3 separate regions of the Homo sapiens genome follow, and regions 1 and 2 are each linked to region 3. The links are chromatin contacts, found by Hi-C or POLR2A ChIA-PET in ENCODE. All regions are on one chromosome and are shown on one strand. Each heading gives the region's core, a stretch centred on a gene start or an enhancer-like site at or near the end of the contact. The rest is flanking DNA. Distances are from core to core; before and after follow the strand shown. Region 1 holds the start of FOXJ2 (forkhead box J2). Region 2 overlaps LINC02390 (long intergenic non-protein coding RNA 2390). Region 3 holds the start of M6PR (mannose-6-phosphate receptor, cation dependent).

Region 1 (4,180 bases), core at 1,252-3,751, 920 kb after region 3:
ACCTGTCTCCACACACATACCCACTTGAAACAGAGAGCCACATTCACATGAATTAAGAAGTATATGCATGTTGTCCTATAGCACAGCCACACAAACCTGTGCCCTATCTCATATACCACCAGTAGCTTCCAGGACAAATGACTGTACTCAGGAATTTAGGTAGACCTCACCCATGCCCCAGAGAGAGGAGGAAATATGAAAGGCCAAGTCAGATGAAGCCTCCTTCACAACTTGTCCTTGCTGTGAGACAGAAGATAAGGTATCTGCTAATGGTGAGGCAGGAAAGCAGACAACCAGCTAGTGACCTCTCCTAAAAACAGCCTAGGCTTCAGGGGAGGATTTCCTGGTACCCTTTTCCTGCCTTTTCTGAAGATTCTGGACTTTGATAATTCCCTAGCTTATGAAGGAAAACTTTAACACAAGGTTCGAGGGACTCAGAACTGAACAAGAAACAGGAAGGGAGAGGATGAGACTATTAGGTACTTTTCTGGAAGGAAACTTTATATACTCCTCAGAAGTGAAATCTCTCCAGTGGTCAACTTGTTTAACTGGAAGTCTGGACAGAAGCGGAGCAGCAGCCCTCCTCCCTTCGTATCCAGGATCTAATTTTTCCTGAAGAATTGTGAGCAAAAAACAGGAGTCGAGAAGGGGACTGGGGCAGTGGTTCAGGGCCAGCATCAAGGAAGCACTTTAACCCGGGAGTTGGCATTCCCCTGCACACTTTCTTCTCGCCTCAGAACATGTGGGATTCCCATTTTCCCTTTGGATTTTATGGGCAGAGGCATACATCCAGCTAGGAATGGAAATGTCAGGAGAGGAGGCCTCTTGGTATCTGAGATAGGATGAGCAGGAACAGATTGCTTTTCTTGTCAAGGGAGCTATAATTGCAGTAAGCTGGAGGGAACACCTCTGGTGAACACTAAGCTGACCTCGGCATGCCCTGGGCAAGGCCAGGACCCCAGATGCCACCGTGATTTTCATGACAGCCCACTCTCCAGGGGAAAAGGCCCAAGGGTGAAGGGTGGTATGGGAATCTTACCACTGGTTGGGTTGTGTAAATCACTGCTACACAGTATGCATGTTCTCAAAATGCAGCTGTTTTCCGATAACCCTTTTCCTCAGCATGAAAACATCCACTTCCCTAAGGGACCTAAAATGAATCCCATCCCTTTAGTCCCCAAACACTAAGAAACCCATTTCTCAGAGCTTCTGCAGCAAGATGTGGGTTCAAATCCAGGAGCTCCCTTGGATCACATTTCCCATTGGATTTTCTGAGTCATCACTCTGTCTTCCCCGGCAGTGAAACCCACGATCCACCAGCTCAACCCCCTACACCCACTAGTGCCAGACAATGACAGAGAGAAGATGAAAGAAAGCACTAACCTGTCTCCAAGGTTCCTCCGGCAAAGGGAGGGAACCACCTGGTACTGGAGTTTGGGGTTGGAGGGATTCCCCTCTTCAGAGGCAGGTGACGGCTCTCATCCTCAGTGGCTCTTCCTGGACGAGGCTGAGCCTCCCAAGTTGGTGAGGGGAACTGGGTCCCCTGAGGATGAGGAGTCAAGGTTGGAGGAGGGGGAGGGGGAGGAGAAGGAGGTCCTACTTGGGGAAGGTGGCACACCCCCCACACCCTGCTTGTTACCCGGGGGAGGAGGGGAGGAGCCTCTCCCAACCAGGAGTTGTCTCCTCCCCCTTGGGGGAGTTCCCCTCCCCCCCAAACTGGATCTTTCTGAGGTGGAGGGCTCTTTCTGTCTGCTGGAGATAGGAGCGGAGGGGCTCCACCCCGTTCCACTGTCTAGGCACGAGGAAGTTGAGGGGGAGGTCTTCCCCTCTCCAGAAGGCTGAAAGCCGATTCCTCTTCTTTCCCTGGAGTGGCTTCTGAACGTAAGGACTCCTGTCTCCTGTGAATAGTGGTGGGCCGAGGGTGCCTACTCCACAGGCACAGCCCCGTCTCTCTTTGCCTCCAAAGTCCTGAACTGTTGAGAGTGTGTGTTTGGAGGGGCGGGGGCGCGCTAGGGTGGTCTCACTCTGCTTCCCTACGGAAAGCTCCCTTCTTTCCACTTCTGGGGGTCTCCTCCCCGGCCAGTACAGGGGTCTTCCTCGCCTCTAGGCAGGAGAGAGGCGTCCCCTCCAGGGGTCTCTTCTTTCCCTCACCCGAGTGGTAAGGGTCTTTTCTCTCCAACAGGGGGAGAGGTTGCTCGCGTCCCCGCTCCCGCCTCCGCTCCCGGGGTGCCCCAGAGGGTGGGGCTTTCGTACTCCCGGCTGTCCCTGAGCTGGCCTGGGCAGCACGGTCCGGGAGGCCGCGGCTCGAGACTCCGGTCCCTGCTACTGTGGCGGCAGCACCTCCTCTAGGGCCGTCCTGTCGGGTCCGCTCCCTTCGGCGCGTGGGGCTCCCCGCGCTGCCACCGCTCGGGCTCCGACCAGTCTGGGCTCCCGGGGAGCCAGAAGGCGGGCAGACAGTGTCAGGGCTCGGCGCGGGCTCGGGCTCGGCTCGGCTCCGCTGCAGGCCCCGGCTCCTCCCCGGCCTCCGCGCCGCGCTCCGCGCCCCTCCCCCTCCCCCGCCCGCCGGCCGCTGCCGCCACCGCCTCCCGGCGCGGGTTAAGGAGGAGCCGGGAGACGCCGAGCCGCGGGCAGCGCCGAGCCGCGAGCCTCGCTACCCGGTGTGCGCTCCGCCTGGAGAGCCACGGCCGCTCTCACGCCGGCGAGGGATCTCGCCGCCCTCGCCCACCTGCGGCCGCGTGGCTCCGGGAGTTCGCCGTCTACCCGGGATGACAACTCACTGCTCCCCGTCGGGAGAGTCCCTAGTGCGCACCGTATACCGTCAATTCCAGCTGACACCCCAACTCCGGCGTTTCATTCTGTTAAACTCCGTATACAGATGAACAGCCCCAGCTTTCTCAGGACTGTCTTTGATGGGCTTCTCTTTCCCTCGAGATAATTTATAAAGGATCATGAGCATTGAGGTGAAGATTGGGGTGAAGTTTATATGTTACCCTTATATCATCCTGGAATTCAGTAAATGCTCCTTGAATGAGTGGATACATGATAAATGAGCGTGTAACGGTGAAATAAACATCAGAAGATCTGGGTCCTGTTCCTTGTTTCAGCTTCCTAAACTTGTGCATGGCCCTTGTTCTCCGCAATCTTGCTCAGCGAAGAAGGGACCTTGATACTTGGCCTGCTTACCCTTTACAGCTGTCACATCCTGAAGTCATATTATTCTGCTGCAAATTCTCATATATTTCATACTCTGGCTTTTTTTTTTTTTTTTTTTTTTTTTTTGAGGTGTTGTTTCACTTATTGCCCAGGCTGGAGTGCAATGGCACGATCTGGGCCCACTGCAACCTACGCCTCCCGGGTTCAAGCGATTCTTCTGTCTCAGCCTCCCCAGCAGCTGGGATGCCTCAGCCTCCGGAGCAGCTGGGATTACAGGCGCGCGCCACCACGCCCGGCTAATTTTTGTATTTTTAGTAGAGATGGGGTTTCACCAAGTTGGCCAGGCTGGTCTCGAACTCCTGACCTCGTGATCCACCTTCCTCGGCCTCCCAAAGTGCTGGGATTACAGGTGTGAGCCACCGCGCCCGGCCCATACTCAGGCTTTTTAAACTTTTATCAAACTACCCTACTTTCTTTCCTTTCTTTCTTTATCTTTTTCTTCTTTTTAAATAGAGGCAGGGTCTCAGTATGCTGCCGAGGCTGGTCTTTAATTCCTGGGTTTAAACTATTCTCCCTTTTTATGCCTCCAAAGTGCTGGGATTACAGGCAGGAAACACGGCCCGGCCTACTCTCTACTTTATAGCACATAAGATAATAGGAGGCCAGGCGCAGTGGCTCACGCCCGTAATCCCAAAGCTTTGGGAGGCCGAGGCGGGGGGATCACTTGAAGTCAGGAATTGGAGACCAGCCTGGCCAACGTGGTGAAACCCCTGTCTCTACTAAAAATACAAAAATTAGCCCGGCGCGGTGGCGGACGCCTGTAGTGCCGGCTAAGGCAGGAGAATCGCTTGAACCCGGAAAGCGGTGGTTGCAGTGAGCCGAGACCGCGCCACTCCACTCCAGCCTGGGCGACAGAGCCAGGTTCCGTCTAAAAAAAAAAAAAAAAAAAAAGAATTAGCCAGGCGTGGTAGTGCGTGCCTGTAATCCCAGCTACCTGGGAGGCTGAGGCAGGAGAATCACTTGAAAC
Region 2 (4,596 bases), core at 1,037-3,536, 760 kb before region 3:
AAAATTTGATGCCTGTGCTGCTATTAATAGTAAACAGCATAGGTTAAGATGCGGTTCTCTAGATTAGAAAAAAAGTTACGCAGCAGAAAATAAGTACATCTGTCAAGAATCATATTTATGTGAGATGTGTCAATACTGGTCTTGTGTCATTCATTTAGGCTACTTAGAAAGAAGATAAAAAAGATCCTGTTTGGCTCCAAAAAAGGAAAAGTCAGCCCCTCCTGCATGAGGAGGAGCTGCAGCCCTTTAGAATTGATAATCACAAATCCCTCAGACCCAAAGTAGAATAAAGGAAAATATGTAACATTAGACATTGATAGAAAAGGACTAGATCCTAGTGTAAATATCCTAATAGAAGGAGAGGTTCAAAGATGCTCTCCAGAACCAGTATTTCAGACTTTCTATGATAAACTAAATGTGCCAGTACCAGAGACTCCAGGAAAAACCGGAAATTTGTTTTTGCAGTTAGCCAAGCATGTAGCCCAGTCTCTAAATGTCACTTCATGTTATGTTTGTAGAAAAACTGTAATAAGAGATCAATGGCCATAAGTAGCCCGAGAATTAGTTCCTACAGACCCAGTTCCTGATGAATTTCCAGCCCAAAAGAACCACCCTGACAATTTTTAAGTTCTAAAAGTCTCAATTATTAGACAGTATTGTATAGCTAGAGAAGGAAAAGGATTCACTCATCCTGTAAGGCAGCTTAGTTGTCTTAGGCAAAAGCTGTATAATGATACCACAAAAACAGTTACATGGTGGAGTTCCAATTACACAGAAAGAAATCCATTCAGTAAATTTCCAAAGCTGCAGGCTGTTTAGGCCCACCCAGAATTCCACCAGGACTGGATGGCCCCCACTGGGTTATACTGGATATGTGGACACAGAGCTTATGCTAAGCTGCCTGATCAGTGGACAGGTAGCTGTGTAATTGGCACCATTAAGCCATCTTTCTTCTTACTGCCCATAAAAACAGGTGAACTTCTGGGCTTCCCAGTCTGTGCTTCCCGTGAAAAAAGAAGCATAGCCATAGGTGATTAGAAAGATAATGAATGGCCTCCTGAAAAAATCATACAATACTATGGACCCACCACTTATGCACAAGATGGCTCATGAAGATATCAAACCCCCATCTACATGCTCAACCGAATCATACAGTTACAAGCTGTTTTAGAAATTATTACTAATAAAACCAGTTGAGCTTTGACTGTTTTTGCCTGGCAAGAGACTCTTATGAAGAAATGCTATCTATCAAATAGATTGGCTCTCGACTACTTGCTAGCAGCTAAAAGAGAGGTCTATAAGAAATTTAACCTTACTAATTACTGTCTACACATAGATAATCAAAGGCAAGTAGTTAAAGACATAGTTAAAGATATAACAAAACTGGCACATGTACCCGTGCAAGTGTGGCACGGACTCAATCCAAGAGCCATGTTTGGAAATTGGTTCCCAGCAATAAGAAGATTTAAAACTCTTCCAATAAGAGTAATAATAGTAATAGGAACTTGCTTACTGCTCCCTTGTCTGACACCTGTATTTCTCCAAATGGTAAAAAACTTTGTCGCTACCTTAGTTCACCAAAATGCTTCAGCACAAGCATACTATATAAATCACTATCGATCTATTGCACAAAAAGACATAAGTAGCAAAAATAAGAGTGAGAACTTCCCCTAATAAAAAGTGAGAGTCTCAAATGGGGGAAATGAGGGAAGAGAGAGACCCTCTCATATTGTTTTATATTGTTTTATACTCAGTACCTGTTTTAAGAAAAAAACAACAAGAAAGTAAAACCAAAGACAGGCAGCCCAGCACCAGGCCCGAAACCAGGCCTGGGCCTGCCTGGCCTAAACCAGATTTCATTTGTAGATTGCATTGTTCATGCTTGGCTAAAGCAGAACAGTATTATGGTGCAACAGGCACTAAAAAGAACTATAGGAAGATGTGAGTTTGGAGGAGTACATGGGAGCCTCATCATATAGTAACTTGTGAACCACAGGGAAACCTTCACGTTTTACTGAGTGAGATAGGTAGTTGAAAATTAGTTAAAAATCAACTCATAACTTAGAAACCGATGTTATTCATAGATTCCAGACATTGTATAGAAGAACATTGTGAAACTCCCTGCCCTGTTCTGTTTCTCTCTGACCACCGGTGCATGCAGTCCCTATCATGTACCACCTGCTTGCTCAAATCAATCACGACCCTTTCATGTGAAATCTTTAGTGTTGTGAGCCCTTAAAAGGAACAGAAATTGTGCATTCGGGGAGCTCAGATTTTGAGGCAGTAGCTTGCCGATGCTCCCAGATGAATAAAGTCCTTCCTTCTCCAACTTGGTGTCTGAGAGGTTTTGTCTGCGGCTCATCCTGCTACAATATAGTTTTTGTTTCTCATATAGTTATTAATTTGTCTAAACATTTCAATAGATGGCAGGGTCCTTTTTAGTCTTCTGATTCTGGGTTTTATTAATAGTTGTACTTACATAAAAAAGCTTTATGTAATTCTATCAATCGATTAAAAAAAGAAGTTGGCAAAATTCAGCAAACATTTATGATTAAAACTCTTGGAAGCCTAGGAATAAAAGAGAAATTACCTTAATTTGTTAAAGACTATCTGTAATAAACTACAGATAACCTCATATTTAATGGGGAAAGATTTGAATGCTTTCTCCCTAAGATTAGAAAAAAGGCAAGGTGGCCACTCTTGCCACTTTTATTGAATATCACAATAGAAGTTTTATTTAGTGCAATAAAACATGAAAAATAAATAAAAGGCATACGGATTGTAAAGAAAGAAATAAAAAGATTTCATTTGTAGATTGCATTGTTCATGCTTGGCTAAAGCAGAACAGTATTATGGTGCAACAGGCACTAAAAAGAACTATAGGAAGATGTGAGTTTGGAGGAGTACATGGGAGCCTCATCATATAGTAACTTGTGAACCACAGGGAAACCTTCACGTTTTACTGAGTGAGATAGGTAGTTGAAAATTTGCCATAAAGACTTACATCGTTAGACTTACATTTTTATAAATTCATTCTAAATAATGTGTGCAGAATAGACTATGGGGATGAGGAGACAAGTACAAGGACACTGGTCAAGAGCCTATCACAATAATCAGGTGAGAAATGAAAATGGCTTAGTTTGGGTTGGCAGCTATTTTTAAGGTAGATATATCTTTACCTTAAAAGTAAGCTATAGGGTCTTGCTATGTTGCCCAAGCTGGTCTTAAACTGGCCTCAAAAGGTAGAGAATATCTGGATATACTCTAAATTTATCTAGATGTATTGGATAGGTAATATGAAATGAAAATCAACTAGTAAGATGTATTCGATAATGATAATACTGAGGGAGAAGCTTGCATGAAGTAAAGACTAGGCTTTCAGCTTGAGTCATGTTAAGTGTAAAGTGCCTATTAACTATCATTGTAGGAATGTCAGGAATCCAGTTAGATACTTTAGGCTGGAAGTCAGGGGAGAGGCTAGGTCTAGAGAAATAAATGTGATTGTAAGCAGCCCATAGATGAGACCAGAAGACATTGCCTAGGAAGTAAGCACAGATAAGAAGAGGTACAAGGACTGGGGTATTCCAAACTTTAGGGGGTGGAAAAAGGAAAAGGAACCACAAAAGAAAGCTGAGAAGGACCACTGCAAAAAAAAAAAATAATAATAATCTGGGGTGGGGAGAGGGTTTCTTTTAAAGAAAGAATATCAGGGAGGAAGCAATCAAGTATGTGAAATTCTACTGATAGTTGAGTACGGTGAAAACTAAGAAGAGATTTTTTTTTTTTTTTAAATAACTTACTCTCTGAAACCAGGCAAAAGCAAAATTTTCACAGAAGCTTAATAATATGAAGTGGAAAAGCTCTAAGTAGCTTTAATGAAGAGCAGTTAACTCCACAATCAGCTTGTTTGACCAAAGCTTTTAGATTAAGTAGCCAATGCAATTCTGAAGGTAGAAACAGAACACCAACCTTCTCTGGAACCCAGAATAAGTATAAGCCAGAAAATTACCCATTGTTTCTCTTAACAGTTCTGGCTTGAATGTGAAATGGGAAAAGTTCCCTTATCCCCTTGCAGGGTGTGAGATGGGGGTGTGGCTGGCTTCTTCAGTGCCTCCCTGCTCAAACCTCTAGGGGAGCTTACAGGCGGGCAGGCTGTGGGGTTCAGATCCCACAGCAATGTCTAGGGGTGAATGTTTGCAGCTGAAGCCCCAGTAGGCATGTGTTACAGTGTGCTCTTTTAGTTTTGCTCTTCTAGTTTAGCCGCTCTAGGTGCCTTGTGTTAGTCAACTCAATTAGACCCCTGCCTTATCACAAGGACAGTGGACTTTCTGTATCCTGAGGTTCTTGCCTTGGTGTACTGGAAGAATCAGATCACATATGGGCTTGGAGAATGAGTGCAAGGTTTTATTGAGTGGAAATAGCTACCAGCAGATGGGAGAGTCAGAAGGGAGATGGTTTTCCCCTGAAGTCAGGCTGCTCAGTGGCCCAGACTGTCCTCCAGCTGCCCCAGCCAAACTCTGCATTGTTCTGTCAGTCAGTGGCCTACCAGCATGCTGGTGCCTGTCAGTGTGTTCCTCTCAATGTCCAGCCACCTAT
Region 3 (4,098 bases), core at 799-3,298:
CCCAAGATCTATATTATATATTCTGTGGTTTTGGCACATAGTAATTGCTCAGTAAAGCTGTGTTGAGTTACTTGATAAAAAATAAGTCAGTAGAAATAACTTAAATGCTCAACATTAATGTCATTGGTTAAGTAGCAATGCATAGAACTAAATATTATGCTATTAAAAAGTTTATTTGTAAAGTCAAGGATATGGAAAAATATTTGATACATACATATCTTTTTGAGATAGGTTCTCACTCTATCACCAAGGCTGGAGGGTAGTGGCAAGACCATAGCTCACTGCAGCCTCCAACTCCCAGGCTCAAGCAATCTTCCAGCCTCAGGCTCCCAAGCAGCTGGGACTACAGGTGTGCACCACCAAGCCCAGCTGATTTTTTTTTTTGAAAGAAGGGGTCTCACTATGTTGCCCAGGCTAGTCTTGAATTCCTGACCTCAAGTGATCCTTCTGCCCCGGAATCCCAAAGTGCTGGGATTACGGGCATGAGCCACAGTGTGGGACTGATACATTTTTGAAAAAAGGAAACAACATATATTCATGAAGGAAATACACACCCTCCTGGTGAGTTTATGTATGATTTTTGTTTTGTTGTTTTCTGTGTTATCTGATCACAAATTACTTTCATTTTCAGGAAGAAAAAAATTTAATTTTTTTTTTTATTGGGGCAACATCCAACCCAGATATGATTACTACCTAGCCTGAACTGAATGTATTACTAATAAACAAAGAAATGCAGAATGGCATACAGTCGGTAAAGCGTAGTGCTTGAGAGCATGGATTATGGAGACTATTTAAATACTGGCTCCATAACTTAATAGCTTGGGACCCACGGTGTTACTTAGCTTCTATCTGCTTTAATTTACTCATCTGTAAACTTGGGATAAGATACTTCCTCATAAGGTTGGTGTGAAGACCAAGTGAATTAACTATCGTTTAAAGCACTTACAAAAGTGCCGGGCACCACCGAGATATGCATCCGTTAGCTTTTATTATTATTAGACTCAAAACACTGTAGTAGTTCTAATGAGAGGGGTAAGAATCAAAAATCCAGGCACCTGCATAGAGCCAGAGAGGCACACATAGAAGCAACGTAAGAGTGGAAGCGGAATGAAAACATGCTAAAGCCAGGTACAAGCCACAAGCGAGGGTCCACAGGAAGAAATTGTTAATTCTGAAGAGAGTGAATGCACGAAGTTACAGGAAAAATAACATCTGAACAGAGTTTAAGAATGAGCAGGACTTCAACAAGTGGCTAGTAAGACATAAGGAACCTACAAAAGATCTTAGCAAAGGCGCAAAGATTACCATCGTATTGCTCGTTTCTTCCTACTTTGCAGAAGTAACCTCTGGCGAACAGAGGTGGTTGCAGAGCATGCTTATCAAGCAAAATACCACGAAGCAGTAAGGAACGACAGAGATAACAGTAACAATAATAATTCACCCCAAGGTACTCAACTGGAAAAAGGAAATACAGAGGAGAGGTGTCGTTAAGAAAGCCAGGACGCACATCACGGCCCCGTCGCTGCACTACTCTCGTCTAGGGGTCAACAGTGGAGTCGAGACTCGAAGCTTCCACGCGGCGGAACAGCGTCCCTCTCAGGCGGCGAACGGGCTAGGGAAGCGCCCGGAGGAGACCTAGCGTGAGAACTACAACTCCCGCGGAGCCCGAGGGCGAGCTGCCTGCGTAACTTCCGCTTCCGCCACCTGCCCCTCTCACCCTCTTCACTCGAACCCTACCCGGGAGCGGTCAGGCGCGTGACCCCGCGTGACCGGGGTGCGCGAGCCGAGAGGCCCTGGAAGCGGGACTCTGGGACCCCATTGAAAGAAAGGCAACCAGAAAAGGCGAAACGACAACCTCGATAGTGATTGGAGCTGATGGAACGAGGGCGGAGCTAAAGTCCCAGAATACTGGCCAATCAGAGTTTAAGATTATCAGGGAGCCCGGGAAGGGGAAAGGGGCGAAATGGTTCTATGGTCACATGCCGCGGGGTCTGGTGGGAGGAGCGGTTGCCCAGCGGCCTCTTGGCGCTTCCTGTTTCCGGTTCCCAGAGTGGGGCACAGCGAGGCGCTAGGGGGAACGCTGGCCTCTGAAACTAGCTCTGGGACCGGGGTCTGCGGCCGGCCCCTAGCTGGCCCCGTCTCCCATCCCCAGAAGGGTATTCACTGGGGATTCTGAGCTTTGGCTACTCCAGTTTCCCACGACACGTGAGTGTGAGGGGCGTGGAGGAGGAGGCGGGCTGGGTTGCGCTCACACTTAAGCGTCTGTGACAGGAGCCGGAATCGCATTCTCCCTTGACCATGGTTCTAGCCAAAGATCTGGCTGAGGAGCCCTAAGGGTAGAATGGAGGCGGAGGCATGAGAGCGGAGAGTCACGGAGTTCCGAAAGGTGTGAGGGAGAAAGGACTTCCAAGACCAGAGAGGGGATTTACGATATTTAGAAAGCAGGGAAAGGAAAATACCCCAAGTATGGAGTCCGTTGGAGGTGTTGGTGGATTTATTTGTAGGAGGAATTTTGGCCTGCATCACGGTGGGAGGTCAAGTGGCATCATTTGGAGAGGGTATGGCTACAAGCGCTTGGAAAGTCGGGACACTAGACAGAGCGAGAATTTCTGGCACCCTGGGAGAGCTTTGAGGGGGATGCGACTGTGGTGTGGATAAGAATGGCTGATGGACGGATTATCTTGTGTTCCTCGTTGTGGGGAGCTTCCGCTCTTGGGACATAGCCGCTACTTGTCTGAGGCTCCTTCTCTCTTGAGTTCTTTCAGCATTAGGCCTTTTAGCCAATTGAGGCTGCTTTTCTAAACATGTAGGCTGCTGGAGAAAAAGGGATAAGGACTGCTACATCAGAAAGGAGCCAGCGGGAAGACAGTAGAAATTCCACTGGTAAATGGCCATGGCTGTCTTAACAGATGGGGAAGTGAGTGCTACAGAGGCCCAGTGGTGTAAGCTGCTTCCCAGTTGCTGGCTTAGTCATTGGCCACCCTAATAAAGGATAATTTTTAGCATTGCCAAATAAAATAGATCTGTCGTTAGAGAATAAGAAAACTGAAAGATTTTTCAAGATCATAAAATCCTGCTCCTTATTTCCAAAGTATATAGACAAACTCTTGTACCTTGAGAATCTAATTGTAGCATATTAAAAGGGGGCTACTGGGCCCTTCCATTTCATTCTCTTCCTGATTGTTGCACCCCTATGTTTATAAGTTTTCCAGCAGTTATCTTTATGCCACGAATCGTCTAAATTGCCCCAGTAACTTCACACACATTTAATATCTGTGTAATGTACAGCAAGTAATTTAACAAGTAATTCTGTAAAGCATCAGTTTTCTCATCTGTGAAGTATGAAAAATTATACCTATTTTCTGGGTTGTGAAGATGAATGAACATAATCTAGGGAAAACATTTAGCGCATATGCCACTGAATTAAAGAGAAGCAGCTTAAATTTAAAGACAAGCCTTAAGCAGGAAAGAAGAATACAGTATAAATTTATTATCCTAACTTTTTGAATAATAAGCAAATGAAAGATAGTTCAACTCAGCTAATGGCTGAGGTGTTTAACCTTTCATCCCTTCCTAATTTTGTGAGATTCCTTGTTCTAATTTAGGAAAAGAAATCAACTGTCAGTTTTTAATTAGGTCCTGAGAGACTGGAAAGGAAAATGGCAGGCTAAGTCAGTCTAGAAGAAGGAGTCTCCTATTTCTTTTTAGTGAGTCAGCTGGTCAAGTTGTGTGTTGAGCAGTGGGTTAACTTAGGGAAGGTGGGAGTTGGAGGTCTGAGTTCTTTATTTCACCTCCTATTCAGTCAACTGTGTGAGGAATCACTTCCCCTTCACTTCTTAGTAGAAAAAAAAAAAAACCCACAGTTTTGGCTGTCTACTCTCATCTCCAAAAAATTGTTATGCACATAGTGGAAATATACATGTAGTTGTTCAACACAGACCATGAGCTCTGGAGCTAGACTCTCTGGCTCACTCCACTAGCTGTGTCTCAGTTTTCTTACTGGTAAAATAGCAACAATAATTGTATTTACTCATAAGGTTGTGAGGATTAATTAGTTAATTAATATATGTTAAGTGCTTTGAACAGCACCTGGCCCAA

What was found. A loop is a pair of places that touch in the nucleus more often than their neighbours do. ChIA-PET counts read pairs that join two places held with the same protein, here RNA polymerase II (POLR2A). Pooled maps may share reads with other maps.
Region 1: a map of ascending aorta shows a loop between it and region 3 (2.8-fold over the local background). The contact joins the promoter of FOXJ2 here to the promoter of M6PR in region 3. A Hi-C loop is called at or near these places in 1 of 168 maps with a recorded cell type or tissue (ascending aorta), 1 of 37 single-sample maps with no recorded cell type and 11 of 50 pooled maps. POLR2A ChIA-PET finds 5 or more read pairs at or near these places in 1 of 52 experiments (activated T-cell).
Region 2: a pooled map shows a loop between it and region 3 (6-fold over the local background). The contact joins the enhancer-like site here to the promoter of M6PR in region 3. A Hi-C loop is called at or near these places in 4 of 50 pooled maps.

What each region holds. Positions count from the first base shown.
Region 1 is chr12:8,031,037-8,035,216 of GRCh38, reverse strand. FOXJ2 (forkhead box J2) reads right to left here and starts at 2,501. Exons shown (of 11, transcript NM_018416.3): 1 at 1,384-2,501. RefSeq lists silencers at 2,407-2,646, 2,667-2,816.
Region 2 is chr12:9,710,706-9,715,301 of GRCh38, reverse strand. It overlaps LINC02390 (long intergenic non-protein coding RNA 2390), which reads right to left. Exons shown (of 2, transcript XR_931347.3): 2 at 4,384-4,596. It also overlaps a transcript of CLECL1 not described here. Among named protein-coding and RNA genes, the nearest start is that of LINC02390, 9.6 kb to the right of the region's middle. RefSeq lists enhancers at 1,753-1,802, 1,853-1,902, 1,913-2,082, 4,497-4,586. Within about 2 kb of position 2,286, at least 2 of the 41 ENCODE cell types and tissues checked have a DNase peak (open chromatin) inside an H3K27ac peak, as active enhancers do.
Region 3 is chr12:8,947,595-8,951,692 of GRCh38, reverse strand. It overlaps M6PR (mannose-6-phosphate receptor, cation dependent), which reads left to right and starts at 2,048. Exons shown (of 7, transcript NM_002355.4): 1 at 2,048-2,205. It also overlaps a transcript of KLRG1 not described here. RefSeq lists enhancers at 1,346-1,475, 974-1,878, 1,879-2,784 and a silencer at 1,454-1,668.